Linked DNA regions of Homo sapiens: region 1 is linked to region 2. Evidence: chromatin loops called from intact Hi-C (ENCODE). Cell type or tissue: mammary epithelial cell. All regions are shown on one strand. Links, peaks and the distances in the headings refer to the core of each region. The heading gives the core; the rest is flanking DNA.

The links. A loop is a pair of places that touch in the nucleus more often than their neighbours do. Peaks named below come from ENCODE experiments on the same cell type or tissue, not always from the same donor. Only the 100,000 strongest peaks of a DNase experiment are listed, where the experiment ranks them.
Region 1: a loop joins it to region 2, with 4 times the contacts of the local background. A loop is called at or near these places in 3 of 110 quality-filtered maps.

The regions. Positions count from the first base shown.
Region 1 is chr4:76,087,195-76,102,577 of GRCh38, reverse strand. It overlaps ART3 (ADP-ribosyltransferase 3 (inactive)), which reads right to left. Exons shown (of 12, transcript NM_001130016.3): 4 at 4,902-4,934; 5 at 3,591-3,623; 6 at 2,258-2,287; 7 at 1,754-1,783; 8 at 1,559-1,588. Among named protein-coding and RNA genes, the nearest start is that of ART3, 20 kb to the right of the region's middle. RefSeq lists an enhancer at 6,537-7,038. In mammary epithelial cell, for the core only: no CTCF peak of the experiment used is centred there; DNase peaks (open chromatin) are centred at 6,847 and 11,347; H3K27ac peaks cover 264 bases.
Region 2 is chr4:75,889,325-75,904,707 of GRCh38, reverse strand. PPEF2 (protein phosphatase with EF-hand domain 2) reads left to right here and starts at 2,256. Exons shown (of 17, transcript NM_006239.3): 1 at 2,256-2,478; 2 at 8,325-8,437; 3 at 12,730-12,857; 4 at 13,003-13,060; 5 at 14,576-14,751. The coding sequence starts at 8,383. In mammary epithelial cell, for the core only: CTCF peaks have their summits at 8,773 (motif pointing left) and 12,043; no DNase peak of the experiment used is centred there.

The DNA of each region.
Region 1 (15,383 bases), core at 3,533-11,532, 200 kb before region 2:
AAACATGATTTTTAAGTTGCTTAGTGTTTCATAATATAGGTAATATTTTATTTAACAATACCCAATGGTTGGACACAGGTTGTTTCTAAATTTTTGCTACTGTCAAATAAAAATTATAGGAGGCCATTGCTTCAGACTAAGTTTCTGCAGAAGGCCCCAACAGACCAGACTAAAAATCGAAATGGAGTCACCCATGCTAAAGTTCCACATCATCTAAACTAAGTTGTCTGAACTTCTAAGAAATCAGGAGAAAGAAATAACAGAATTTCCCAAATTGGCCATTTTAAAATCTTCAATCAGCTTGATAAATGAAGTTCCCGATGCTTCAATCCTTACACACAAAAAAGGTAGCCTGAAATAAACTGATGTTAACTAATCAGTTATTTTTCTACTGTTCTGTCTAAAAGTAATTAATATACTCTGTTCTTTGCTTCCACTTTCTTTGGCTCTTCTCTGTCTTTAAAGCCAAACTTCTGTGCTCAGCTCAATGAATGCTTATTCTATGGAATAAAGTGTTGCCCAATTCTAGAATCTCAAATAAAGCCAATTGATCTCTTTAAATTTGTTGTAATTTTGTCTTTTGACACTACCATAACACTGTGATAGGCATTTTTGTACACAAATCTTTGTGTTCATCTCTAATTTCCTTGGGACAAATATCCAAAAGTGTTATAACCGAGTCAAAAGGTACAAACATTTTTAAGACTAGTAATACATACTACTAAATTGCTCTCCAAAAAAGTTCCAATTTATAATCTCGCCAGTAATTTATGAGACTGTTCCTGTCCCGGTATCCTTGAGGACATCTGAGTAATTTTTTTTTTCCAAGATGGAGTCTCACTCTGTCACCCAGGCTAGAGTGCAGTGGCGCGATCTCGGCTCACTGCAACCTCCACCTCCCAGGTTCAAGTGATTCTCCTGACTCAGCCTCCTGAGTAGCTGAGACTACAGGCGTGTGCCACCATGCCCGGCTAATTTTTGTATTTTTAGTGGAGATGGGGTTTCACTATGTTGGCCAGGCTGATCTCGTGATCCGCCCACTTTGGCCTCCCAAAGTGCTGGGATTATAGGCGTGAGCCACCCCGCCCGGCCATTTGAGTAATATTAAAAATAAAACAAAAACAAATACTTGAGGATAAGTTACACTTGGAATGTACTAAATAATCAAATGGATATAGCTAATGGCATATATTAATCAGATTGCTGGTGACAGAAATAAATACAAAGAATAGTCATTTTAATTTAGAAAAAACAATATTTGTTATGCCCTGCCCAATATCCTAGAGGTCACAAGAATGTGGGGAATAATTAGTCACACCTTCCTCTATTTGGTGGGATGACCTAAAGATTGTTAGACAGGAGAAACAGAGCTGCTATGTCATTTTTCTAAAGAATTCTACCTGAAACCCAGGAGAGTCTCTAATATACCAAACCAGTAAGCTAAGGTGAGCTCTGCCTTCCTCCCACTTTTCTTACCACGACATTCTTCCCTGTTCCCACATGTAAAGGGAGATATATTGCAAAATGTAAGCCCCCAGAATTTACATAAATGTCTTACCATGGTCTTCAAGCTTCTGGTTTTTCTCACCTGAGTTACAAAAAGAAGCTTATCAGTTTTAACAATGGAACAAAAGAATTGGCAGTTACTATAGCTACAGCAAAATTATTTTCAGTAAATATGAAAATATTCCCACCTGTAAAGGGAGGTATCTTGTAAAATGTAAGCCCCCAGAATTTATAAAAAATGTCTTACCATGGTCTTCAAGCTTCCAGTTTTTCTCACCTGAGTCACAAAAAGAAGCTCATCAGTTTTAACGAAGGAACAAAAGAATTGGCAGTTACTACAGCTACAGCAAAATTATTTGCAAGAAATATGAAAATATTCCCACCTGTAAAGGGAGGTATCTTGCAAAATGCAAGCCCCCAGAATTTTTTTTTTTTTTTTTTTGAGACGGAGCCTCGCTCTGTTTCCAGGCTACAGTGCTGTGGCACGATCTCAGCTCACTGCAACCTCCAGCTCCCTGGTTCAAGGGATTCTCCTGCCTCAGCCTCCCGAGTAGCTGGGACTACAGGCATGTGCCACCACGCCCAGCTAATTTTTGTATTTTTAGTAAAGATGGGGTTTTACTATGTTGGCCAGGATGGTCTCAATCTCCTGACCTCATGATCCTCCCGCCTCGGCCTCCCAAAGTGCTGGGATTACAGGCATAAGCCACCACGCCTGGCCAAGCCCCCAGAATTTATAAAAATGTCTTACTATGGTCTTCAAGCTTCTGGTTTTTCTCACCTGAGTCACAGAAAAGAAGTTCATCAGTTTTAACAATGGAACAAAAGAACTGGCAGTTACTATTGCTACAGCAAAATTATTTTCAGGAAATATGACTATAAAGAACCATTTGATACGTCCAGGAAACTACCCTACTAAACTTAAGTTGTCGGTCACAGTCTAAATGTACCTTGGCTAATGAGCTGGAACATTCTCTGCCCCTACTATTAAGAAAAGTCATTACAAATAGCTTGTCTACCAGGGATCTCAAGGAGCCGAGAAAATGTCTTTGTTGAAGAGTCAGCTAAAGTCCCTGGGAAGTGATCAGTAGAACCTGTGACTGCAACGGAACAATAAAAAGAAGGGCTGCTAAGCAAGTCTTCAAGGCATAAAGTGCTTCACTTCTATCAGGACAGGAAGTATTTTCCCAAACATGAAATAAATTGCATGTTTTAAAAAGGCTGGAACCTCTTCTCTTTTCAACAAAGAAAAATTTATTGTAGCCACATGAGCCAAACACATGATAAGGAACTTATGTGCAAAGAAATGATTTGGGCCATATATCCTTCAGTGGAAACTTTAAGAGCATCTAATCACCTACATATTTTAGTTAAATCATAGTAAACATCAAGCATCTGCATATTTGAGAGATGCAAACATGCTGAGTTTTGTATTTTTGTCTGAGTATTTGGAGTCACACAGGTTCATTTCAATGACTGAATACAGAGCTATACCTAAGAAGCCCTCATAACTGGTCAAGAATGACTCTAGCTCTTCATTCTCACCACCCGTATTCCCCGGAAAATTTCCATATTGTTCAGATCTCCACGAAGCCAATTCTCTTATTTGAGGAAGGTATATTTCCCTAGAATAGGTTCTTTATTTTTTTCCTCTCATATAGGCCAAGTCACTGCTTTATATCTGCAAATTTTCTTCAGCTAAGAAATACATTTGCTAAACAAGAAAGAGCTATTAAACATCCAGGTAAGGATTATTATTATTAACTTTGGAGACAGAGTTTCACCCTGTCACCCAGGCTGGAGTGCAGTGGGTGCAATCTTGGCTCACTGCAACCTCTGCCTCCCAGACTCAAGTGATCCTCCTGCCTCAGCCTCCCAAGTAGCTGGGACTACAGGTGCACACCACCATGCCTGGCTAAGTTTTGTATTTTTTGTAGAGATGGGGTTCCGCCATGTTGCCCAGGCTGGTCTCAAACTCCTGGGCTCAAGTGATCCACTCACCTCGGCCTTCCAAAGCGCTGGGATTACAGGCGTGAGCCACCATGCCCAACCAAGATTATTTTTAAAAATTAGAACATACTCACCAGGGTTGTAGACATAGATGGGTTGAAAATATTCTGAAATACAGACATGTTTTCATTACATGGTACTATGCTCAGATGTGAATGTCAGGATCAGTCTATTTTTAAATGTTCATTAAAAATAAAGATTGTGTTGGCTTATATTTAAGAAACATAAAAATACAGTTACTATAACAGATATAAAATTTCAATTCAAAGACAAATGGATGTGAATTCACTTTTATTTTTTTGAGACAAGAGTCTTGCTTTGTCGCCCAGGCTGGAGTGCAGTGGCACGATCCCGGCTCACTGCAACCTCTGCCTCCCGGGTTTCAAGCAATTCTCTTGCTTCAGCCGCCCAAGTAGCTAGGATTACAGGCGCCTGCCACCACACCTGGCTAATTTTTGTATTTTTAGTAGAGCCAGTTTCACATGTTGCCCAGGCTGGCCTCAAACTCCTGACCTTAAGCAATCCACCCGCCTCAGCCTCTGGATGTGGATTCATTTAAGTTACATGAAAAAAAAATTCACAGGAAAGCTAGCCAGAAAAACAGCTAGAAACAGAACCTTGCTTTTGAACTTTTTTTCTCTCTCTTCTGATACCTTTGGTATGTTTTTAAACTTTTTAATGAGGAAATCTTCAAAAGGATCCACCCAGAGCATGTCTTAATCCAAAGGCATTTTTGGTATCTTTAATTCAAATTTATTAGGCCTCTTTGATAATGCTGTTCCTTAATACTCTTAGAATTTTCTGTCTGCCTTCCCAAATCTTTCCCATAGTCCTCTAAGAAAGATTTTTTTTTTTTTTTTTGGTCACATCCTCTTATTTTTCCCCGAGGAAGTTAAAATCTACCGCATTACCCTTCTGTCATCCCATTCTCCTCCTTCCTCGACCTATATTCATGCCATTCCTTCATTGGTCTCCCAAATGTTATTTCCTAAGATAACAAAATACAGGAACAGGAGCTAGCTCTTTGCATAGGAGTCAAGTGGGAAATGGCTGAAGATGTAGGGGAATTAAGGAGTCCTTAAACTCCTATAAGGTCAGGCTCAGATGACAGTGGCGTGTTCCCTTCATGCCCAGGCCAATGCAGTGTCTGAGAGAAGAGCCACAGGCAAGTCTTGGGGTGGGGATGAGGGTGGCAGTGGGGACTGGCAGCAAAGGCTCCTAGGCTCTCCACCTGAAAAGGTACTAGCAGTAGTAGCACAATTTAGCCTTGAGAAAATGATGTTTGACAGAACGACAGTACAGTGGTGGGGTAGCTCTGACCCATAGCTATGAGAAGTAACTGATAAAATTCCTATTATAGGGATAAGACTTTAAAGCTATCTTACCTAGGTTCTCAATACAGTTTTCGGTTTTTAGTCCTGAAACACAAAGATAAAGCTTTATTAGTTAGACATAATATACCCTAGTAAATATTTCAATTAATCTATGGCTGTTGGTAACCTAATCTGTCAGCTCCTGGTTTATCAGACTCATAATTAGTAAGATGCAAATTGCAGGCTGGGCATGGTGGCTCATGCCTGTAACCCCAGCATTTCGAAAGGCTGATGCAGGAGGATCGCTTCAGCCCAGGAGTTCAAGACCAGCCTGGGCAACATAGGGAGACCCCATTTCTACAATTTTTTTTTTTAAATTAGCCAGGCATGGTGGCACACACCTGTAGTCCCAGCTACTCAGGAGGGTCAGGTGGGAGGATCGCTTGAGCCCAGGAGGTTGAAGCTGCAGTGAGCTGTGATCATGCTACTACACTCCAGCCTGGGTGACAGAGTGAGACCCTATCTCAATTATTTAAAAAAATTGCAGAACAATTATATTTTAGTATTTATAGTACAGCCACCAAACAGCCATATGACCTCTGACAAAACACCTAAGCTTTCCGGAATTCAGTTTTCTTATCTGTATCTTTTACTAGGAGACTGCTTCAAATGACTTTCAAGGGCCCATCCAGGGCTAATACCTTATCATTCTATTCTATAATTAGTCGGCAAAATTTAGGAGAAAATTTACCTGTCCAATTAATCCTCTCTTCAGATACTAAACGTCCTCAACAGCAAACCTATCCCTCTACTACAACAATTCCTATCCTTTGAAGAAGAAGAATCTCAATCAGACCTTCAACATCCTTTAACATTTGAACAAAGATCCTTCACATTCATATAAAGAAAACGGGTTGGCATGCCCCAGAATATTCATTTGTATATGAGGAAATCCACAATATTTGGAGAACAGAACGTGGCATCTGACAGTACTTTTTGAAAGGCCCTAGATGCTCTCACTGGTGATGCCCTAGAAAAAGTTGTCAGCACTGCAGTGATTCCCCTGAGACTTGACAGAAAGGGGAATCTACCAGCCAACAGCAGTAAGGTAAGAAGGTTAGTGAGACAGTATACAGATTGGGTGCAGTATGAGCCATACGGAAGGCCTACCAGAATGCATAACAAAGGTCTAGATGCCTCGTGGTCTCTACTTCATACCTGGCGAACACACTAATCTAATCTGGAAGTTCAGCTACCTGAGGAGGAGCCTCTTTACCTACAATAGGAGAATCCCTAGAGAGGCCTGGCTCCTAAAAAAGATATATACTTCTATAATCTGCTCTCAAGTCCTGCTCCATTTGTAGTGAGTGTCTGAACCAAAAACCCAGGTGATTTGGTCCACTTTCTACTGGTCCAGGAAATAACAGATGTGTTAGAATCTGGACAGTGCCCTGAGGCTAAACTCAGGCATTTGACTAGACTAGAAATTTAAAAATTGGTTCTAGAGATTATTACAAAATGTTGTCTCAGGGTATGGTGGCTCACACCTGTAATCTCAGCACTTTGGGAGACCAAGGGCGGGTGGATCACCTGAGGTCAGGAGTTAGACACCAGCCTGGCCAACATGGTGAAACCCCGTCTCCACTAAAAATACAAAAATTAGTCCAGCGTGATGGTGCGTGCCTATAATCCCAGCTAGTCGGGAGGCTGAGGCTGGAGAATCACTTGAACATGGGAGGCAGAGTTTGCAGTGAGCCAAGATTGCGCCACTGCACCCCAGCCTGGGTGACAAGAGCAAAACTCTGTCTCAAAAGAAAAAAAAAAATGTTGTCTCAGCAGGAGATGAGTGAGTACAAGCCTCATCCAGAGGGCTTATTTGAGGGTAAGGTGAAGGTGAGGGGAATTGTGGATAAGAAAGCTACAGATGTAAGTTGAAAGGTGCAGCCTGGGGACCAGGCACCAGGGGGATTTTAAAAGCCTTTTGTCTGTAGCACAAGTTAGAGCATGTTTCTCAAAGTGTAGTTTTCCAGCCACATACTTCAGAATCACCTGGGTGCTTATTAAAAAGGCAAATTCCAGGACCATAGCCAGGACTATTATTGCTACATACTTTCTAGAGGGGGATGCCTTGTGATCTGCATTTTAAATAAGCACTCCAAGTGATTTTTATGCACAAAATTTTTGAAGGCCTCCTGAATAGAAAAGAATGGGTATCTTTATTTATTATTATTTTTTCTTTTTGAGATGGAGTCTCGCTCTGTCACCCAGGCTGGAGTGCAGTGGCACGATCTCGGCTCACTGCAACCTCCGCCTCCTGGGTTCAAGCAATTCTCCTGCCTCAGCCTCCTAAGTAGCTGAAATTACAGGCACCCACCACCACATCCAGCTAATTTTTGTATTTTTAATAGAGGCAGGGTTTCACCATGTTGGCGAGGCTGGTCTTGAACTCCTGACCTTGGATGATCCACCTGCCTCATCCTCCTAAAGTGCTGAGATTACAAGCATGAGCCACTGTACTGGCCTCTTTAATGTTTAACACAGAGTCATTTTGTTAAGATTGCATTTCTCCTCCCTATTTAAACTCTGGATTTAATCTTCTGTTTAGCATTTTCAATAGCAGTAATCAAACTATTTTGAGTTTCTAAAGAAATAGCAGGGTTAAAAATGGATAAGAGAATTGGTCCAGAAATAAAAGAAGAGGCATAAATATATAAGGAATGAAAAAGGAAACCTAACAACAGATTCAGCAGATGTAAAAAGATATGAGAATATTATGAACAGCTTTATGCCTACTAATTTGAAATACAAAGGCAAATGGACAAATTCCCAGAAAAATTTAACTTACCAACCCTTAAGTAGTTTAAAATTTTTCCAGAAAGAATATACCAAGATAATTCAATTTTTATAGACAGAGTACCAGAGAGAAAGGAGTGGCACAAACAGAGAACTCCAGAGATCTGCAAAGGGTTTCCCTCAAGTATTCAGTGGAGTGCTGATCAGATTATATGTGTTAGAAAACTACCCAAGGCCAGAGAAAGAACCCACAAGGTCAAGAATAGTGTCTATTCCCATCAACCAGGCTGGAAAACCTTATAATTCACAGGCATTAGGTAGAGTATTGAGAAGGGTACAGCCTCAGCAGTGAGAAATAATGAGCCCTGGATTAAAGTGTCTCTGGTTCTGCCTAGAAAATCTGAAGAATAAGCCCTAAAACAATCAAACTGTTCTAAAGTAAATTAACTATGTACCAGAACAAAGCTCAAGAATATTTTTAGAAATATAAAATTACCATGCACACAACAAGGTAAAATTCACAGCATCTGGCACCCAATCAAAAACTACCAGCAAAGAAGCAGGAAAATACAATTCATCATGACAAGAGAACTCAATCTAATGAAACTAACCCAGAGCTGACACAAATGTTAGTATTATCAGAAAAGTAAATTAAAGTAGTCATTACAACTGTATTCCATGTGTCCAAAAAATAGTTAAAGGTGTTGTCTTACCTCCAGCTGCCACACAAAATACCCTGACTGGATGGCTTAAACAACAGATTTTTATTTCTCATAATTCCAGAGCTGGGAAATCCAAGATCAAGGTAATGGCAGGTTCAATTTCTGGTAAAGGCTTTCTTCTTGGCTTGCAGATAGCCACCTTCTCACTATATCCTCATTATGTCAGAGAAAGAACAAAGCTATGGTCTCCTTTCCTCTTCTTATAAGGACATTAGCCCCGTCATGGGTACTCCCAGCCCTCATGACCTAATCAAAACCTAATCTAAACCTAATTACTTCTTGAAGGCCCAACCTCCAAATACCATCACAGTGAGGATTAGGGCTTCAACATATGAATTTTGGGGGGGATACATTCAGTAGTGTATGTCATTACTACTAACAGGTGTTAAGTAGAGACGTGGAAAATATAAAAAGACCCAAATTGAATTTCTAGAGATAAAAATTCTGAGATGAAAAATACACCAGATAGAATTACTGACAAACTAGACACTGAAGAAAAAAGATTAGCAAACTTGACATACTGTGGTATGCAGAATAATACCCTTCTTAAAGAGGTCTACATCCTATCCCCAGAACCTGTGAATATGTTATTTTACATGGCAAAAGAGAACAATGGTTGAAGATGCAAATAATGTTGTTAATTAGCTGGCCTTCAGGTGGGGCAATTATCTTGGATTTTCCAGGTGAGCTCAATCTAATAACATAAATTCTTAAAAGTGGAAAAAACAAGAAGTAGAAGAGATGATCAGAGAGATGCGAGGTGCGGAGGACTCAACATGCTGTTTCTTTCTTTTTTGAGATGGGGTCTCAGGGTCTCCCTCTGTCACTTAGGCTGGAGTGCACAGTGGCGCAGTCGTGGCTCACTGCAACATCAACTCTTGGGCTCAAGCAATCCTCCCATCTCAGCCCATCACAGGCAGCTGGAACTACAGATGCATGCCACCATGCCTGGATACTTTTTTTATTTTATTTTTTGTAGAGACAGGGTCTCGCTATGTTGCCCAGGCTGGTCTCAAACTCCTGAACTCAAGTGATCCTCCTGCCTCAGCCTCCCAAAGTGCTGAGATTACAGGCATGAGCCACCACACCTGGCCATCAACATGCTGTTTCTGACTGAAGATGGATGAAGGAGGCCACAAACCAAGGAATGCAGGTAACCTCTGGAAGCTGGAAAAAGCAAGAAAACAGATTCTTGCCTAAGCTCCTGGGAAGGAATGCAGCCCTACCAACACCTTAATTTCAGCTCAGCAAGACTTATGTCAGGCTTCTGAAATACAGAATTTTATGATAATAAATCTAGATGTGTTGTTTTAAACCATTAAATTTGTGGTAATTTGTTATGGCAGCAATGAAGTACTGAAATATACAAAACAATAGAAAACATCTAAAAATGAAACAGAGAAAAATACTAATAACAAGAAACATTAGAGTTTCATTGAGCTGGGGACAACCTCAAGCAGTTTAATATACATATAAACAGAATCCCTAAAGGAAGAAGAGAGGGGTGAAAAAATATTTGCACAAACAGTAGTCACAACTTTCCAAATATGATGAAAACTATGAACCTACAAATCCATAAGTTCAATGAACTCCAAGCACAAGATACATGAAAAAAAAATGACACTAAGTTACATCATAATCAAATTGGTCCAAATAAGTATGATAAACACAAAGTCTTAAAAGCAGCCAGTGGGGAGCAGGGGAGCTAAATAAAGAGGAGCAGAAATGAGGAGCACAGCAGATTTTTTTGTCAGAAGCAATTTAAGTAAAACAACAGAGGAACAGTAAATTTGTAAACTACTAAAAGACAAAAAAAAGATCAATCTAGAATTCTATACCCAGTGAAAACAGCTTTCAAAACTGAAGGTGAAATAAACTTTTCATACATACAACACTTAAAGGTAAATCTGACGAAAGATGGAAAAGCCTTACACACTGAACACTATTTGGATACAGCTGACAGAAATTAAGACCTAAATAAATGGAGATGTTATGCTGTGTTCATGAGTTGGAAAAGTATATTTTTTAAAACTCTTCTCATATTGATCTATAAATGCAAGGCAAGCTTAATCAAAATCCAAGCAGAAATTGTAGAAATTGACAAGGTGATTCTAAAATTCATATGGAAGCATAAAGAACATATAATCACCAAAACAACTTTGCAAGAAAAGAATACAATGAACACTACCTGGTTTTGAGGTTTATTATATAGCTATAGTGATCAATATATGATACTGGAATAAAGATAAATCACCAGGCACAGTGGCTCACACCTATAATCCCAGCACTTTGGGAGGCTGAGGCAGGTGGATCACTTCAGGTCAGGAGTTCAAGGCCAGCCTGGCCAACATGGTGAAACCCTGTCTCTACTAAAAATACAAAAAATTAGCCAGGCGTGATGGCACATGCCTGTAGTCCCAGCTACTTGGGAGACTGAGGCAGGAGAATTGCTTGAACCCAGGAAGCAGAGGTTGCAGTGAGCCAAAATTGTGCCACTGTACTCCAGCCTGGGTGACAGAGCGAGACTCTGTCTCAAAAAAAAAAAAAAAAAAAAGATAAGCTACAAATTCAGAGAAAATATTTGCAAATCACATATCAGACAAAAACCTCGTACCTACAATACATAAATAATTCTCAAAAGATAAGAAAACAACCTCATTAAAAGTGGACAAAAATCTTTGAGCAGGTGTTTCAGTAAATATATACAAATGGCAAATAAGTATGTGAAAAGATGCTCAACATTATTACTCATTAGGAACATGCAAATTAAAACTACAATAAAATACCACCACATATCTATTTAGAACTGTTAAAAAGACATCTATCAAGTGTCGGCAAGAATGTGGTATAGCTAGAACTCTTATACACTCCTGGTGAGAATGTAAAATGGTACAGGTACTCTGGAAAACCATTTGGCAGCTTCTTCCAAAGTTACACATATACCTATCATATAATCCAGCCAATGCATTCCTAGGCATTTACTCAAGTGTAATGAAAGCATATGTCCATACAAAGACTTGTATATACATGTTCACAGAAGTTTTATTTGTAATAGCCAAGGACTGGAAACAACCCACGTACTCATCAACAGGTGAATAGACAAGTAAACTGTGTTATATCCACTATTCTACAACAGCATAAATAAACTATTGATACATGCAACAACACAGATGAATCTCAAAACAATTATGCCGAGTGAAAGAAGCCAGGCAAAAAAGAGAATATACTGTATGATAAGATTTGAATGAAACTCTAGACAGTGCCAACTAATCTGTAGTGACAGCAAGTACATTAGTAGATGCCTGGGGGGACTGGGAAACAGGGAAAGGGAGGAGAAAGGAATTGCAAAGAGGAATGAAACTTTTGTAAGCAACAAATGTAAAATGCTCATTGTCTTGATTGTAGTGATGATTTCATTGGCATATACATATATCAAAACTTACTAAATTTTACTTTATGTGCAGTTTATTGCATATCAATTATAACTCAGTAAAGCTATTAAATTTTTTTTTCTTAATTATGAGGATGGGATGAACAGGACAGGACTAGGTTTTGGATCTGGTCTCTAGTTCCCTACCAAAAGAAGCCCTCCACATCCCTGACTTGTTAAATACTGGAGATTACATGGCTGTCATGTTAGCAGAGAAGTCTACAGTTAGAAACATTAGACGCAGTCTGGACAAGAGTAAATAAAGCCCTCCCACAAGTTCCCTATCTCTTTCAGATCCAAAGAAATTACAAATGTCAATGACTATACTCACAGCTGATTAGAATCTCTGGCAACAAGGCTACGTCAGAATTTGTAGGTCACGAGGACTTCCTCTTTCTGCAGGGCTGTTACTGCTAGCCTGTTAACTGGGCCTAATTGAGACAGACTGTCTTATCGAAAGAAAAGTCATGATTCACTAAACCAGTATCTTATTATGCAATACGTTCTCTCTGAACTAAATTCCCATAAGGCTGGACGAACTCTCGAAAGCTCCACTGTCATATGGAAATCTTACCTCCAATAAAGGGCCAAACCTGGCTACTAAAACCTAATCCACTTTCACAAACATGTGGCTGACCTGCCATTAGATCTGTGGTTTTTCTAAACAGTGGCTGAGGTGTTCACAGGGCTACCAAAGAATATTTTTATTTATTTATTTATTTTAAGATGGAGTTTCACTCTTGTCACCCAGGCTGGAGTGCAATGGCGCAATCTCAGCTCACTGCAACCTCTGCCTCCCAGGTTCAAGTGATTCTCCTGCCTCAGCCTCCCGAGTAGCTGGGACTACAGGTACCCACCACCATGCCTGGCTAATTTTTGTATTTTTAGTAGAGACGGGGTTTCACCATGTTGGCCAGGCTGGTCTCGAACACCTGACCCCGTGATCTGCCCGCCTCGGCCTCCCAAAGTGCTGGGATTACAGACGTGAGCCACCGCGCCCAGCCTCCAAAGAATATTTTAAATTTCAAGAAAAACACAGCCAGGCTTGATATCTGTCAGACACCGTGTGAACTACTAGCTTGAGGTAGAACTCAGTTTTAAAGCTACAGGTTATATCATGTTACAAACTGTTTGATGACATATATCTGTTCTCCCACTGCTATAAAGAAATATCTGAGACTGGGTAATTTATAAAGAAAGGAGTTTTGATTGGCTCATGATTCGGCAGGCTGTACAGGAAGCGTGGCAGGGGAGGCCTCAGGAAACTTACACTCATGGCATAAGGTGAAGGGGAAGCAGGCTCGTCTTACATGGCCAGAGCAAGAGGAAGAGGGAGAGGGGGAAGATGCTACACATTTTTAAACAACCAGATGTTGTGAGAACTCTATCATGATAACAGCACAAAGGGGACGGTGCTAAATAATTAGAAACAGCCCCCATGATCCAATCACCTCCTTCCAGGCCCCATCTCCAACATTGGAGATTACAACTGAACATGAGATTTGAGTAGGAACACAGATCCAAACCATATCATTTGCAAGGTAGGTCTTTTTAGCAATTGTTGTCGCAAAAAGCAAGTATATGTGAAAATCAGTGTGGAACAGGAAATGAGATAGTACACAATCTGATTCCAGGGTCTGAGAAGCTGTGAATGTCCAAAAAGCAAACACATCCCATTAGCAAGTAATTATTGTTAAGAATAAAATAATAGTACTTTTAAAAAGTATGTGCTATTTTTTCAAATGTTTACTAAGGTGTTAAGATATAAATATTTATTAATTTGGGGTATTGATAAATGCCACATTGATTTTCACATATACTTGGTTTCATTACAACAATTGCTAAAAAGATCCAGCTTTGCAAATTTATGATGTCATCAAACAGAATGTACTATGATATAACATGTAACTTTGAAACTGAGTTCCACCTCAAGCTAGTAGTTCACCCAGTGTCTGACAAATATCAAGTATGGCGGTGTCTGTTTTGAAATTTAAAAATATTCCTTGGCAGCCTGGTGAATTTGCTATAGCATTCAGGGACATTTCAGCCACTGTTTAGAAGTACGAATTTCTTATGGTGTTGGATATGTCACTTCCTATTAGGCCTAGAGACATGGATCTTATTGATGTCTCAATCTTAGACAATCCCAGACAACAGTACAGAAACTTTGCTACTCCCAGGAAATGCTAAAGAAAGGTGCCAATCAGAACCAATGGAGATACTTAACATTTAATAAGCACACAAGGGCTGGGGTAGATTTATAACAAATAAATCTGGATAGTCCTGTAGGCTCACCTTCTTTCCCCCTTTTGATGGCTTAGCAGAGAGCTGGCTCAACAGGTCTCAGTAAACTCTACAAAATAATACTACTAGCCACTGGAGTCTACAGGCTCCTCCTTTCTATCAAGGCTACTTTCCAGCCAGGGAACAATATTCCCTGGCCCTCTTACTCTATAAATTATGTAGAGCATTATACAGGCACGCCTCTCTCTATGGAAACATTGACCAAAATGCCAGATAATCTCTGCCTACTCTGTTCAGTAAAAAAAAAAAAAGAGAGTTCAGGGGATGATATGTGCTCTACTATTTCTCTGCATATAAATTTTCTTCCTATAAACCTAGTATATTTGCCCTGTAGGGTGCAGGGAGCCCCAAAGCCATGGCTTCCCACCAGGTATTTATAATTCATTCACCGTCCTCCCAATTGAGGTATAATTTTCCAATGGAGTAATTTTTTTAAGAGATGGGTGTCTCATTATGTTGCCCAGGCTGCACCTGAATCCCTCGGGTCAAGGGATCCTCTTGCCTCAGCCTCCCCAGTAGTTGGGTCTACAGGCACACACCACTGCACCCAGCCCCAATGGAGTAATTTTTAATGATAATGGATGTAGCTTGATTATACAGCTAACATTTCAACTTTATCGCATTTTCTAGAAAAATAGCATAAAAGTTAGTTAACCTGGGCTAATTTTCTATTGAGGAAGGAGAAAGGTTTCTGTTACTCCTTTTCACTCACATCAGCTTGGATTAATACCAAGATTAATGTCTATGACCACCAGGAACTATATTATCTAAAGAGATGTTGATATTCTCTCTGCTTCCTAACGAACAAAGTTTTCAGCTAACTAGTTTTTGAAAAACTCACAATATATATTTATCTTGGAAATCACAGGCAAGTTTAAAACATTGTGGGACTATGTTTAGCACACTAAACGTAACGCAGTAAAAATTTTTTTTACCCCTTTTAGAAACATTGTCTTTTTTTAATCCAAAGGCTCAGTTATATCCAGTCACAATGGAACAAGATTCTCACTACATTCTCCTTAGCTAGGGCTCTTAAAACACTTGGCCATTGTTCTTCACACTGTTTCAAACTGCCTGTCTTTAAAGGTTACTCCAGGGAGTTTTTGATCCTGACTTTCCATCTCTAGATGGCGGCAGAGGACTCCAGCCCAGGGTTAAATCAACACACTCGAGTACAATGGCTGACTGTCATAGCTCCCTAAACACATGGTACACGTGCGCCTCCACAATGACCCGCACTTCTCCACGCGGGTCTGAACTCTGGCATTTTCAGAATCAATCCAATAGAACCTCTTTGGTTCTTTC
Region 2 (15,383 bases), core at 4,207-12,206:
AAGAGCGAAACTCTGTCTCAAAAAAAAAAAAATAATAATAATAAGAACACAAGTAACAGATTTCTAATATAAAAATAAATCAAACAGTACATAATGTGATCCTCTGCCTCTCTTCCCCACTTGTGGATGGCACTCTCCCCATGAGTACCCCTAGTGATAACTGCCATCTGTACTCATTAAGACATTTAAAAATGCATAAACGTTTTAAAATGTAGATTCTATTTTTATTCAGGTATGATAAGGCCAACAGATCAGGGGACAATTGCCATTTAAAAGATAGCTTATTACTCCTCGTTCCCAAGAGGAGAGGTCACACCTGCACAGCCACGGGAGAGAACACTGAGGTTGGTCACAGGCAGAGGACAGGAGAACTGTGGTTTTCGAGGGAAGGAATGGGTGAGGCAGGGTAAGGCGGCTAAGCAGGTGGAGGACTAGCTAGTTGGAATAGTGTCAGCTGACTCCTGACTGTAGACTGCACTGAGTTGTCTGATATATGATGTCAGGGTGATTAGGGTAGAGAGATAACGGCCTTGAGTATGAAAGTCCAAAAAAGGAGGGATTTGGTGGTAGGGCTCTAGATTGGTTAGTTTGCATCTCAGGGATCAGCTAATCCCAGGAGGTGTAGTCTCTCCCTGGTCAACAAGGCCCCAAAATGTCAAAGCATCAATATGGAAACTAGAAAATATGGGTAATACCACATAAAAAAATATCTTAGGTTATTTTCCAACTTTTCCTAATCACAAATTATACAGTAATAAAAATCCTTATATAGATTTTTGCATGGGTGTATAATTCTGTAAGATACTTAGAAGTATAATTTCTAGATTAAAGGATTTACATATTTTAAGTATGTAATTTAATAAATTACAATTAAAATTTAATTTAATTCCCCCAAAATGAAACATTTTAACGATCCCAGCAATAGTATATGGAGAGGGTCCTTTTTCTCATACTCTCAGTAATACAGGATTTTATCAGTCTTTTAGTCAACTTGGAGAAAGAATGTTAGCAGTCAGCCACTAACAAAAACTAAGCTAATGTGAAAATGTTAATATCAGACAAAAGAGAATCAAATGCAAAAAGAATTTTAAAAGGCAGAGTGATATTTAATTTTTATGTCACCCTCTACCAAGACAGTTAAATGACAATACGGCTTCATGTGTAATTACACAGTTGCCGATGGCAATTTTACATGGTTTAAATTTAATATCTAATTATATAGCTTCAAAACGTGTAATGCAAAGACTCAAATACAAGGAGAATTTGCTAAATCTGTACTTGTCATAGAAATCTTCAAAATACCTCTTTCAAAGATGGTCAGATCAGGAAGAATAAACAAAGATAAAGAGGATCTGAATTAATATAATTAACAAATTTAGGCCGGGTGTGGAGGCTCACACCTGTAATCCCAGCACTTTGGGAGGCTGAGGTGGGCAGATCACTTGAGGCCAGGAGTTGGAGACCAGCCTGGCCAACATGGAGAAACCCTGTCTCTACTAAAAATAGAAAGACTAGCTGGCCATGGCAGCGGGGGTGCCTGTAATCCCAGCTACTCGGGATGCTGAGGCATGAGAATTGCCTGAACCCAGGAGGCAGAGGTTACAGTGAGCTGAGATTGTGCCACTGCACTCCAGTCTGGGCGACAGAGCAAGACTGTCTCAAAATAATAATAATAATAATAATAATAATGAACAAACTTGACCTACTAGATATAGACAAACAGAATATCACTTTCTTTGAGAATTTCCATGGTGCATTTAGTACCTACCAGAACACACACACGAGCATCTTAGATTAACTGAAAAAGTAAGTTGTCCAAGAATAGTGATTAACCACAGATTAGGTTATATCCTAAGGAAAGTGTCCATAGAAAGGGCAGGATATTTCAAGCAGGCTTTGCAAACAGAAAAGCCAGCCCCAACAAAGAATGCCTCCTATGTGTCTTCTGCTGAGGACTCCCCTTGGACTCCAGAGCCCCTAGGCCCCTGTGTCTTGTCAGCACTCTGCTATTTCAGGGCTAAGGAGCTCAGGCTTCTCAGATGTGGCCTGGGAAACACAGTCTTCTAATCCAGGAGAGTAAGAAGATTTAGGACTGACGTGGGTGCTGTTAGAGAAACCCATCTCCTTGGGTATATGGGAGATACCCCGACTATGCAGTCGCCCCCTTCAAATCTTCCTTGGGGGCCTGATCTGACTGACGTCAGGGGGTGCCTACTCCTTCGAGGCAAGAAGCCTGAACTTTCCTTCCTGTCACTGTGAATACTTGGCCAGGGCTGTGAATGTCACCATTGCTTTTCAGGAAGAAGACATGGCAGACTAGGGCTGCACCTTCTTTATGGGCTCTGTAGGTCTGAAAGAAATCAGATCAGCCTGGGATCCCTCAGCCAACTCTGAAGACAGGATGGGGATCACGCCTGCATGTTAAAGAGATTTCTGCCTTGTTGTGTCTCATGGTAAATAAAAAACCCAGCAAAGAAGGTAAGAACTTTCTGTCTAGCCTAAAGTAGAAATGGGTGAGAACAGGAGGGCGACACTTATGTTTTTACCTAGGAAATAAATACAGAGTTGTTTTGAGACAAAGGTCAAAGACAGCTCCTCTGTTATCTATCAACTCATCCAGATGGGGTCTTTGCTATCTGTGTGATGAGATCTTCAAGTGCTGGGTGACCATTCTGCCCTGGATTTCTTGGGCTCACTTAGTGGACAGATAAACACTTTTTTTTTCCACCTAAGAGACAGAGTCTCACTATGTTGCCCAGACTGGAGTGCAGTGGCTGTTCATAAGTGCAATCATAGCACACTACAGCCTCGAACTCCTGGGCTCAAGCAGTCTTCTCACTTCAGCCTCCTGAGTAGCTGGAACCACAGGCATGCTGCACTACCACCCCTAGCTAATTTTTGTTTTTCATGATAATGTGAGGCATTGATGATGCTAAGTCAAATTCTAGAAGGAGAAGGGGTCTCACCCACGTTGGGTGGATGTACTCATCACCTGGAGAGATGGCTCAGCTTGGGAAATCATCAGGGGGAGAAGACAGCTGGTGATTACCAAAGGTGCTGATTCAACAATCTCGGGCTCCCTCAAGCTCGTTTTCTGTGGCTGACCTTATGAAGTTTTCACATTTTTAGTTTTTCCCTTGAGAATTATTCTACTTCCCCTTTCTGTTCATTTCCTTTTTTTTTTTTTGAGGTGGAGTCTCGCTCTGTCACCCAGGCTGGAGTGTAGTGGCGAAATCTTGGCTCACTACAACTTCCACCTCCCAGGTTCAAGCGATTCTCCTGCCTCAGCCTCCCAAATAGTGTAGCTGGTATTATAGGCATGTGCCACCATGCCCAGCTAATTTTTGTATTTTTAGTAGAGATAGGATTTCACCATCTTGGCTAGGCTGGTCTCGAACTCCTGAGCTCAGGGGATCCAACCGCCTCAGCCTCCCAAAGTGCTGGGATTACAGGCATGAGCCACGGCACCCAGCCATTTTTCTTATTGATTTCTAGAATGTTCTCTGCTTGTCCGTAGATGACTCCATCTTCTTCTCTTAAGCAGCCATATGGGATACCTATTTAGTCAGAGCCACTTTCTAATTTTTCTTATGTGTAAAAATTTTAGAAAAATATCATTTATTGATTTTTAATTACAAAAGCTGTAATAGAAGTATATAAGTTAAAAATGGAAATCTCTCACCCAACCTCTTTCTCCAGAGGTAATTACTGTTAATAGCTTGGTGTATAGTCTTTCATTTTTATATACTTACTGACTTTTTTTATACAGATGATATCACACTAGGCGTGCTCTTCTGGAATTTGCTTTTCTTCATGTAACAATATATCTTGGGGCCGTTTTCATATGATTACATATCGACTTGCCTTGTTCTTTGTCATGGTGGAATACATTCCATTGTTTTTAAAGCATCATGATGTATTTTGTTGATTCTTTACTGATAATTATTTAAGGTGCTTTTTATCTGAGGAGGAGAAGAACTTTAAGAGATTTTTGAGGATGTCATTTAAGAAAATTCCTTATCTATGTTTTTCATGACGATGACAAACATTTGCAAAGTACTCCTCATATATAACCTCACTTCACACTCCTAACAACCCTGTAATGACGTTACCATTATCCATAAATAACAGAGAAACAGATGAGACCAGGGAGCCCCAAGGCAGGGATCACATGTGCCTTTGCTGTTATAATGGTAGCTAGGTACCCCTTTTCCCCTTCCACATGACATAGGAAAACATATCCTTTTTGTCCTTGGTGACAAAAGGTCACCAAGAGTTAGTTACAACTACCTAATGGGAGACTTCATTTCTTTCATCTCTTGTGGTTGTTCTAAATAGTTTATTGGCCCATGATAGATATCAACTTCCTTACTCTAGGCAATGCTATATTTCTATCTCCAATAAATTCTTTGTAGGTCATCTTATTCTGCCACCATTTTTGAATTTATAAATTCATGAGAAAAAAAGTTGCCTAAGGGCAAAAGAGGATTTATTTAATAAAAATCTTTGACCCAGCAATAATCAGTATCCATCCTGCTGATTCATGCAGCATTGAAATAGTATGCCTTTTACTGCCTCCAAGAACATATTTTTGGTTGTTGATATTTTAAAATAAATATGACATCAGATTCAGTCCATCAACATATATTGAGGTTTTATTGTATAGAAAGCACTTTAAATATATCATTTATGATCCTTGAAGATACATAGATGAGAAAACTGAGTCTCTGAGAGCTTAAGTGCCCAAAATTGAGTGAGAAGGTGAACAAAAATTCTCACCCACATCAAACACTCTTAAATACACAACTTGGCTATGCAGGCAAGTTACCAATGTATCAAAGCAACTTGTGAGTCATTGACAAGCAGAATCATTGCTGAAGTCCCTTCTAGTTCTAAAACTGTGCAAATATTTAGGAGCAGTTTTGTTGGTTTGGACATGATGGCTTCTCACTTTACCCCAAACTCAGATTCTGGTATCATGACATCTCATAGAACTAGGAACCATTTTGCACACAAAAAGAGATCACAGTCTTTTTTCCTCTGGTTGTTTATTCAAAATAAACTAGCCAACATAAGCAAGGTAAGACTTTAATTTTGATTTTCAGAGAAAAAGACAACAACTCTTTGATAATCCCCAGTATCACAACCTTCAAAAATAGCGGAGGAGAGTGGGGTAGAAATGAGGTAGAGAAAAGAGTAAAAGAAGTGGGATTCGCTCTTGATGTTAAGTCAGTACATCTCACATTACCTCCTGAAGAAGAACTAGAGAAAGTGTCATCTTTGTTGTATAAAAAGAAATATGGCATAATGATCCAGCAATCCCACTACACTTTGGGTGTATATCCAAAGGAAGCAAAATCAGTATTTTGAAGAGACAATTGCATACTCATGTTTATTGTAACATTATTCACAATAGCCAAGACATAGAATCAACCTGTATGCCCATCAGTGGATGAATGGATGAAGAAAATGTAGTATATATGTACAGTGGAATACTATTCAGCCATAAAAAGGATGAAATCCTGTTCTGTGTGACAATATGGGTGAACCTGGAGGACATTATGTTAAGTGAAATAAGCCAGGCACAGAAAGACAAATACTGCGTGATCTCACTCATATGTGGGAGCTAAAAAAGTTGAGATCATGGAAGTTGAGCATAGAGTAATGATTACTAGAGACTGGGGAAAATAGAAGGAAGCAGGAGATGAGGAAAGTTGATTAACAGGTACAATGTTACAGTTAGATAGAAGGAATAAGTTCTGGCACTCCATTGTACAGTACCATGACTATATCTAACAATAATGCATTGTATATTTCAAATAGCTAGAAGAGAGAATTTTGAATGTCCTCATAACAAAGAAATAATAAATGTTTAAGGTGATGGATATGCCAATTACTATGCTTTGATCACACAATGTATACATGTATCAGAATATCACATTGTATCCCATAAATATGTATAATTATTATGTGTCAGCAAAAAATAAATAAGGCATAAAGTTTATTCAGTTAATATTTATGGAATCCCTACTACATGTCAGGCACTGTGCTAAATCCTGGGGATAAAATGATGAATTTGCTTACAGTCTTTCTCTGAAGGAACTCACAGTCTAATAGTAGAGAGATACAAGATTAAAGACTGTAATATGGTATTGCAGTGATGGAAATGTGAACAGGATATTCAGGAGCTCAGAGGAGGAGCAGGTCAAGCTGGCTTCTTTAAGGAAGGTGATACTTAAAGTGAGCCTTTAGCAATGAATAAAGTTAGCCAGCTTAAGAGAAGTGGGATAGAAAGAACATTCCAGGTAAGAGCAGAAACACAGAGGTCATGGTAGTTAAAGCACAGAGTTTGAAGAAAGGAGAGAAGAGAGACGAATGTTGGGAACAAGCCCCCCAAAATCTGGCCGTAAACTGGCCCCAAAACTGGCCATAAACAAAATCTCTGCAGCACTGTGACATGTTCATCATGGCCATAACGCCCATGCTGGAAGGTGGTGGGCTTTCCAGAATGAGGGCAGGGAACATCTGGCCCGCCCAGGGCAGAAAACCGCTTAAAGGCATTCTTAGGCCACAAACAATAGCATGAGTGATCTGTGCCTTAAGGACATGCTCCTGCTGCAGTTAACTAGCCCAACTTATTCCTTTAATTCGGCCCATCCCTTCGTTTCCCATAAGGGATACTTTTAGTTAATCGAATATATACAGAAACAATGCTAATGACTGGCTTGCTGGTAATAAATACGTGGGTAAATCTCTGTTCAGGGCTCTCAGCTCTGAAGGCTGTGAGACACCTGATTTCCCACTTCGCACCTCTATATTTCTGTGTGTGTGTCTTTAATTCCTCTAGCACCGCTGGGTTAGGGTCTCCCTGACTGAGCTGGTCTCGGCAGACGAGGCTTTTGGGGAAGATTTGTTGTTGTTGTTGTTGTTTTAGGCAGAGTCTTGCTCTGTCGCCCAGGCTGGAGTGCAGTGGTTACACATCTTGGCTCACTGCAACCTCTGCCTCCCAGGTTCAAGCCATTCTCCTGCCTCAGCCTCCCAAGTAGCTGGGATTACAAGTGTGCACCACCACACCCAGCTAATTCTTTTGTATTTTTAGGAGAGATGAGGTTTCACCATGTTGGCCAGGCTGGTCTCAAGTGATCAGCCCACCTTGGCCTCCCAAAGTGCTGGGATTACAGACATGAGCCACTGCACATGGCCTGGAAGATGGGTTCTGTTTGGAGTCTGAGACACCCCAATCAAAGTGTTTAGCAGGGAGCTGAATATGTGGGGCTGAAGTTTAGGGATCATCTGGGATGGAGACAGAGATCTAAGAGGTAGGAAGTGATAGCTGAAAATGTGAGAGTTAATTAAACCAGCCAGGGAGCATATACCACGTGAGATCAACAGATATTTGAGACTAGAATGCAAATAAAAATCAACATATAAGGGACAGACAGAGGAAAATGAGCTCAAGAAGCAGAGACAGTAAGTAGTCAGGAAGATGGGAGTAAACATAAGAGTTTAGTATCACAGAAGCTCAAGGTGTAGAATTGAAATAAAGGTGTGGCCTGGCCAGGCGCAGTGGCTCACGCCTGTAATCCCAGCACTTTGGGAGGCCGAGGCAAGCGGATCACAAGGTCAGGAGATAGAGACCATCCTGGCTAACACAGCGAAACCCCGTCTCTACTAAAAATGCAAAAACAAAATTAACCGGGAGGCTGAGGGGGTGAGAATGGCGTGAACCCAGGAGGCGGAGCTCGCAGGGAGCCAAGATTGTGCCACTGCACTACTCCAGCCTGGGTGACAGAGAAAGACTCTGTCTCAAAAAAGAAAGAAAGAAAGAAAGAAAGGTGTGGCCTATGGAGACAGATGGCCTTGCTGTTCTGGCAAGGTAAGGACTGAAAAGATGAAGACATTAGAGGCATCAGGAAAGGCTTTGATCAATAGTGAGGATGAAAAAGGTGATTTTGAGAGGAAGTAAAGAGAAAACTGTAGTCTACCCTTGAGATAAATCTGGATGAGAAGACAAGAGAGGTTGGGTGACAGTTAGAGGAATATAGGAGGTCAAGGGAGGAGGAGGTGGCGGATGAATTGCTTTGAGAATGCAAAATAAGAGATTTCAGTATGTTTCTAGACTGAAAGGAAAAGGCAGTGGAAAGGTTGAAAACGGGAGACCTAGGGAATGACAAATGGAGGGAACTCTCAGGGGAGGAACATCTTGTGCACTTAGACTGGAGAGGTGGAGAGGATACTCTCACATGATTCATAGACAATTTGGCCCACCCGATTTAATACTCTGCCTGCATCTCCTATTACAGATTCTCTCTTCATTTTGTCAGCAAACAGCTCACTGTCCTCTGGATCTGCTGCGTCCTGCAGGAGCATTGCGCTTAAACTATGGGAAGCGGCACCTCCACCCAACATCATTTTGCTTTCCAGAATGCAGAGAGAGGTACGTGTTTCCCACTTTCCAAACCAGCTGTGGGTACCACAAAGCCCATATTGCATGGAGAGGGTTGGGGGTTCTGAGGGTAGAAGCAGAAAAACCCTTAAATTTCTCCTCAGGCCAGCTCTTAGAGGTCAGCTTCTCCTCCTTGTGACATGCCCACCAAAATGTCCAGTTGAAGTATATTTGACAGAATTAACATTCGCTCAGGAAGTTAGTGTTGTCCATTGGGGTTGATCCCAAACTACCCAGGTACAAATGAATGAAATAAGGTTGGGCAAAGAGGGGATGAAACACATTCCAGGCAGAGGGTAGAGCACGTCCAAAGGTCATGAGGTGGGAAGAAGGAAGCATGAGCTCCCTCTAGTGGCCAATCTAACAATTTTTTTTTTAAAACAATAGGCCAGGAGTTGTGGGTCACACCTGTAATCCCAGCACTTTAGAAGGCTGAGATGAGAGAATCTCACCTGGGCCCAGGAGTTTGAAACCAGCCTGGACGACAGATCAAGGATCCTATCTCTACAAAAAAAAAATTTTTTTTTTTTGAGGCGGAGTCTTGCTCTGTCGCCCAGGCTGGAGTGCAGTGGCACGATCTCTACTCACTGCAAACTCCTCTTCCTGGGTTCAAGCGATTCTCCTGCCTCAGCCTCCCGAGTAGCTGGGATTTCAGGCGCCCGCGACCACGCCTGGCTAATTTTTGTGTTTTTTGTAGACACTGGGTTTCACCATGTTGACCAGGCTTGTCTTGAACTCTCACTTCAGGTGATCCGCCTGCCTCGGCTTCCCAAAGTGCTGGGATTACAGGCGTGAGCCACCGTGCCCAACCTAAAAAATTTTTTTTTGTTTTTGAGACCGAGTTTCCCTCTGTGGCCCAGGCTGGATTGCAATGGCACAATCTCGGCTCACTGCAACCTCCGCCTCCTGGGTTCAAGCGATTCTCCTGCCTCAGCCTCCCAAGTAGCTGGGATTACAGGCGGGTGCCACCATGCCCGGCTAATTTTTTGAATTTTTAGTAGAGACGGGGCTTCACCATGTTGACCAGGCTGGTCTCGAACTCCTGACCTCAGGTGATCTGCCCGCCTCGGCCTCCCAAAGTGCTGGGATTACAGAAGTGAGCCACCATGCCCAGCAAAAAAAAAAAAAAAAAAATTAATTAGCTGGGTGTGGTGGCGAGCACCTCTGTAGTCCTAGACACTCAGGAGCCTGAGGTGGGAGGATTGCTTGAGCACAGGAGTTCAAGCCTACAGTGAGCTATGATCATGCCACTGCCCTCCAGCCTGGGTGACCGAGTGAAATCATTTCTAATATGGTAGGGATATCAACTGTGATATAAATTGCAAATATTTTTTCCCAGTTTGTCACTTGTTTGGACCAATTTTGGAATTAGCTTCAGCTCAGGGTTTCCTTATCTTGTGAATAACACGAATTCAACCCACACACGCCACAGGCTGAGACTTTCTATCTCACTGAGTTCTAGGTCAGCTCAGCTCCTGCTACCACAGGGGCCGGTAGGCAGAGATTTATTAGATCACGCAAGGTACAGAAACTTCCCCAGCTCCTGCCTTTTCACAGACAGTCCAGTTACCACTCCCTGCCATGCACAGAACCCAGGAACTCACTCTCATCCCCATACAGGTGTTAAACCCCAGCTCCTGAGACATGTGTCTGGTTGAGATTCCCCTGGGGCCTGCCTGACTTCAGTGCCTCTAACTGCCTTTGGCTATGGGTTCCGTCTTCATTTCTGGCACCCGGAGATCTCCCTTCAATGCTTTTGATTTCAACTATTGGTTAAAAAGAAATTTAGCTTATTTTATGCAGCTTTTCTTAATGTGTTGGAGTGTGAGGGAGTCCTACATCTGCTTAAGCATGCCATTTCTTATTGGAAGTCGATATTAGGCTCTCTATTTTCCTTAAAGGGATGTCATAATTCATTAAGTTTTTATTGCACCTTTTGGCAAGCTTATACTTCCATTACAGAAAGGTACTTCTTCCTAGAGGCATCATTTTTTTCCTTTAAATCAGTGTTGTATATAGAGACATAAATATTCTTGACAAAGATAATAAAAATAAGAGGGTAACCATCAAAAAAATTCTCTGTTCTATCTTTCTTAAATAATTTACCTATTCTCCCATACCCTACTGTGCATTGCCTTGGTTCACAATTTTCTCACAGTGTTGTTATATGTAGAGTTTTTACAGCCCAGGTGTATTTGTAACTTGTACCCTAATAATTTAGTTTACACATGGCCCAAGTAAGAGGGGCCTATACATTTTTGCATTGTGCTATTAAAAATACATGATGGGATAAAGGATATTAAAAGATCCTGCACTTCCCAGAGCCCATCTCAATTGAAAGCAAGCCAGCTCCCCACCACACCCTACCAGATAGTCAACCGGGAGGAAGAAAAAAAGAGGGAGAATGAAAGGTGTTGCCCACTTCTGCTGCCTGAGTAGCCAAAGCAAGACTGAGGATGTAATACGTATGTCTCATCATTGGCAGCACTGGCCATAGAATGCTCAGGGCAAGGTGTTAGCAGACAACATTGATGTCCATGATCTTCTTCAGTGGTCCTTAAACTTTAGCACAAGTATGAATTATGTATGGAGCTTGTTAAACCTTCAGATTCCTTCCTGGATTCCAGCGGTAGAGATTCTGATGTTACAGGTCCAGGGTGAGGTGTAGCAACCTGCATGTTTACCAGGAATCTCTAAAGAATCTGTAGCACCAGCCCTGGACCTTTCATTCACTATTCTCTTTTGTGTGTGAGTGTGTGTGTGTGTGTGTGTGTCAGAGTCTCTAGCCCAGGCTAAAGTGCAGTGGTACGATCTCGGCTCACTGCAACCTCTGCCTCCCAGGTTCAAATGATTCTCCTACCTCAGGCTCCCAAGTAGCTGGGATTACAGATGCCTGCCACCATGCCCAGCTAATTTTTGTATTTTTAGTAGAGATGAGGTTTCACCATATTGGCCAGGCTGGTCTTGAACTCCTCACCTCAGGTGATCCACCAGCCTCAGCCTCCCAAAGTGTTAGGATTATAGGTGTGAGCCACCACGCCCAGCCTCATTCACTATTCTGAACATGGTTTTACAGAAGTCAGTCAGTGGGGTTCAACCTCATCGCTTACTATTTAGTGAGTGCCTTTGAGAAATACTAGTAGTATGAATTTTTTTCATAGGAAATCAAATTTATCTTTGTTTAAGTTCCTCCCAGCTTCTCTTTTCCCATGTCACCATCATCTTTCCTCTTAGGGAAATCAGCAAGAATTCTATTATCTGTCTAATGCAAACGAAACATATTAAATCAATCTGTCTACTCTTTATGAGGTTGACCTGAGTCAGCCTGCAGGATTTCTAATCCAGCCTGCAGGATTTCTAATCCAGCTTTATCCACAAATAGTCCATTCATCACCAGCAGTGTATCTAAGCCTTGGAGCTTAAAAAGAATCTAGTTATGTGGACAGCTGTTCCCTTCTCTGGCAACAATACTTGACCACACAGGTCCTAAACCTTATATAAAGAATGAAACTCCACACCCTAACCTGCCCTACCTGGTCACCTAGCACAGGTCCTGGCAAAAATGAGAGGCCCAGTGGCCATGTGGGGGACTGCATGGTCAGTGCTGTCTATCTTATGACGGGGGTGCTTAAAGCCTGTAGGGATATCATGGAACTGGGGATGGCAAGCATGGGAGCTGGGACACAGTTGCTACCCCCTGACATCGTATGATGCATTCATTTGAGTATTCGTTTATTGTTTGCTTTTCCTAGTCTTCATCTGGCCCCGCCCCTTTTCCAGATGAGGACATTGAGGCCCCAGATGACTTGTCTGAAACCACAGAGCTTGTCAGGGCAGTTCTAGGTCTAGATCCCAGGTGTCCTGACATCCAGTCTATTGTCACAATATCAAAATGTCCACCCCACCCCCGCATTATAACCTGTCAGGGATGCTGCATCCTTGCAATCTCATGAGTTTACATCTCCTTCTCGGAATCCTGGCAGTCCAACCTTTTCATCCCTATACAGAAATGTTTTCATCAATACATGGGAATTCTAATCAACCTACAGTGATATGAGTATAACCATCAGGCAGGAATGAAGGGGAGGGGCAGGAAATGGGGAAAAGCACTATTGCCAGCAGAAAGGGAAATACTTCCTATGGGCGTCAATGGGTAGTGCTTCTGCTCCATCTTGTCCTCACATATACAGTGGGAGAGGGCTGAGCAGCTTCCTCTCCCTACCCCCAAACCCCTGGCCCAGGGAGTCCGAGCTCACAGGCTTGCTTCTCCATCGGTGTCATAGCCTTCAAGGCAGCAGCCCTGATCCAGAGATGGTACCGGCGCTACGTGGCCCGCCTGGAGATGAGGCGGCGTTGCACCTGGAGCATCTTCCAGTCTATAGAATATGCTGGGCAGCAAGACCAAGTCAAGGTACAATGAGATGTGGGACGGAGCCGCCTCCTGCTCTCCCTTGGGCAGCAGGGCTCGGGTGCTCCTAAAGTGAGGCCAACTGGACTACTTGTGGGTTCTCTTTTCGCTCACCTCTAAAGCCACGTCTCCTTGGGTTCTTCTGCAGCTCCATGACTTCTTCAGCTATCTCATGGATCACTTCATCCCCAGCAGCCACAACGACAGTGAGTATGAACTGCCACATGTCATGTCCTCCTGTCGCAAGGCCATAGATTACACGGTGAGGTGGGGGATGCACAGGGAGTGAAACCGTGAATCTGGTGACAGCCAGGGAATAAGCAAGGGGCTGAGGAGTAAATGGCAGACTGGGGTTTTATGCCAGGTTCTCCTGAACACACACCTGGAGACAAGAGTTTGGACGCAAGGAATTCATTTATTAAGTTCAAGAAACCCTGGGGGTGGGAGGGAGTGGGGAAGGGATTCAGGAAAGGAATCGCAGCCAGTCCAGCAACTCAGTGTGCCTAGGAAACAGTGCAAAACGCAAGCCTCAGAATTATACCCCCTGCAGGCAAAGGGAACTGGAGTTTTTCTGTGTCAACTCCAGGAGTCATTGGTTGAAAGCGGCTGGGGAGGTGGGAGAGAAGTATAGGAAGGAGGCTTTTTCTTTTCTTTTCTTTTCTTTTTTTTTTTTGAGACAGAGTCTCGTTCTGTGACCCAGGCTGGAGTGCAGTGGCATGATCTTGGCTCACTGCAACCTCTACCTCCCGGGTTCAAGTGATTGAACCTCAGATACCCAAGTAGCTGGGATTACAGGTGTGCACCAACACACCTGGCTGATTTTTTATATGTTTAGTAGAGATGGGCTTTCACCATGTTAACCAGGCTGGTCTTGAACTCCTGGCCTCAAGCGATCCACCTGCCTCGGCCTCCCAAAGTGCTGGCATTACAAGCGTGAACCACTGAGCCAAGCCAGGAGGTTGTTAATTCCATAGCATTTCTGGCCTGCCATCCGGATCCAGGAAATAAGTCCTCAGTCTGGAGATGCCAATGCTGGCAGCTGGAAGCTGCTGGAAGGCACTGCCAGGTCTGATGCACCTGTTGCGCTCACTAAATGCAACATAAATACCTGTGATTTTTCCACACTGGCTTTCCCCTTTCCTTCTGCTTGCAAATCCAGGTCCCTAAATTTCTGTACTCTCTAAGTCTGACAAATCTTGATCTTTTAGAATAAAAGTAGAAAGCATGACTTTTTCCTCCTGCCCATCCTAGACTGTTGTCACTTTCTCCTTCCTTTTTCCTCTTCTGTGCTGGAGCTGAAGCTGAAGCCAGATTAACCATGTCCTGCTTCAATAGTCCAGGGAAGGACTTTTTTTTTTTTTTTTTGAGACAGGGTCTCACTCTATCGTTCAGGCTGGAGTGCAGTAGTATCATCTCTGCTCATTGAAACCTCTGCATCCCAGGCTTATGTGATCCTCCCATCTCAGCCTCTTGAGTAGCTGGAACTACAGGTGTGTGACACCATGGCTGGCTAAATTTTTAAATTTTTTTTGTAGAGGCAAGGTTTCCCTATGTTGCCTAGGCTGTTCTCAAACTCCTGGGCTCAAGCAATCCTCCCTCCTTGGCCCCGCAAATTTCTGGGATTAGAGAGCCACCGTGCCCAGCCAAGGACTATTCTATAGTGCCCACAGACTGCATGATCAGATGATCATAAGCTGATCCACCTTTTCTATCTGGACTAGGGGACTTCCTGACCCGCATATTCACTGAGGACAGATTCGCCCAGGACTCCGAGATGAAGAAATGCAGTGACTATGAATCCATAGAGGTACCCGACAGTTACACGGGGCCACGCCTCTCCTTCCCACTCCTGCCTGACCATGCAACTGCCCTGGTAGAAGCATTCAGACTGAAACAAGTAAGCTCACCTGGGGAACCTGGGTCACTACCAACTCCATGAAATGTGTGAAGGGAGACGAAACCCAGCACAGAAAGAATGGCCCCAGATTTAGGGTGTTCATGTCATGTGTCCACTAGAGAGATTCTACCCCTGCTGTGCTTAGCCAGGACCTTGCAGTCAATCAGCCAGTTCTGATGATTGACAGCTTTTCTTCCTAATCACATAATCTCTCATTGTTCATTCATCCCACACATAACTACTGAGCACTGCTGTGTGCCCCACATTGCTCTGGGCACTGAGGATACAGCAGTGAACAAAACAGATAAAATCTCTGCCCTTATGGGGCTGGCATTCCATCGGGGAGGCAGACAATGAACAATAAATAACAATAAATAAGACAATTATGCAGTATATTAGAAGGCGATGAGAGCTATGGAAAAGAATAAACTAAGTTATGGATGGAAGAAATAGCAATTTTATAGAGTTGTCTGGGAAGGTGATTTCTGAGCAAAGATCTAAGGTGGTGAGGAATGCGCCGGAGAAAGAGCGTTCCAGGTAGAGGGAGGAACACATGGAAAAGCCCTGAAGCAGAAACTTGCCTGGACTGTTCACGAACCTCGGGAGGCCACTGTGGCTGGAGAAGAGGGAGC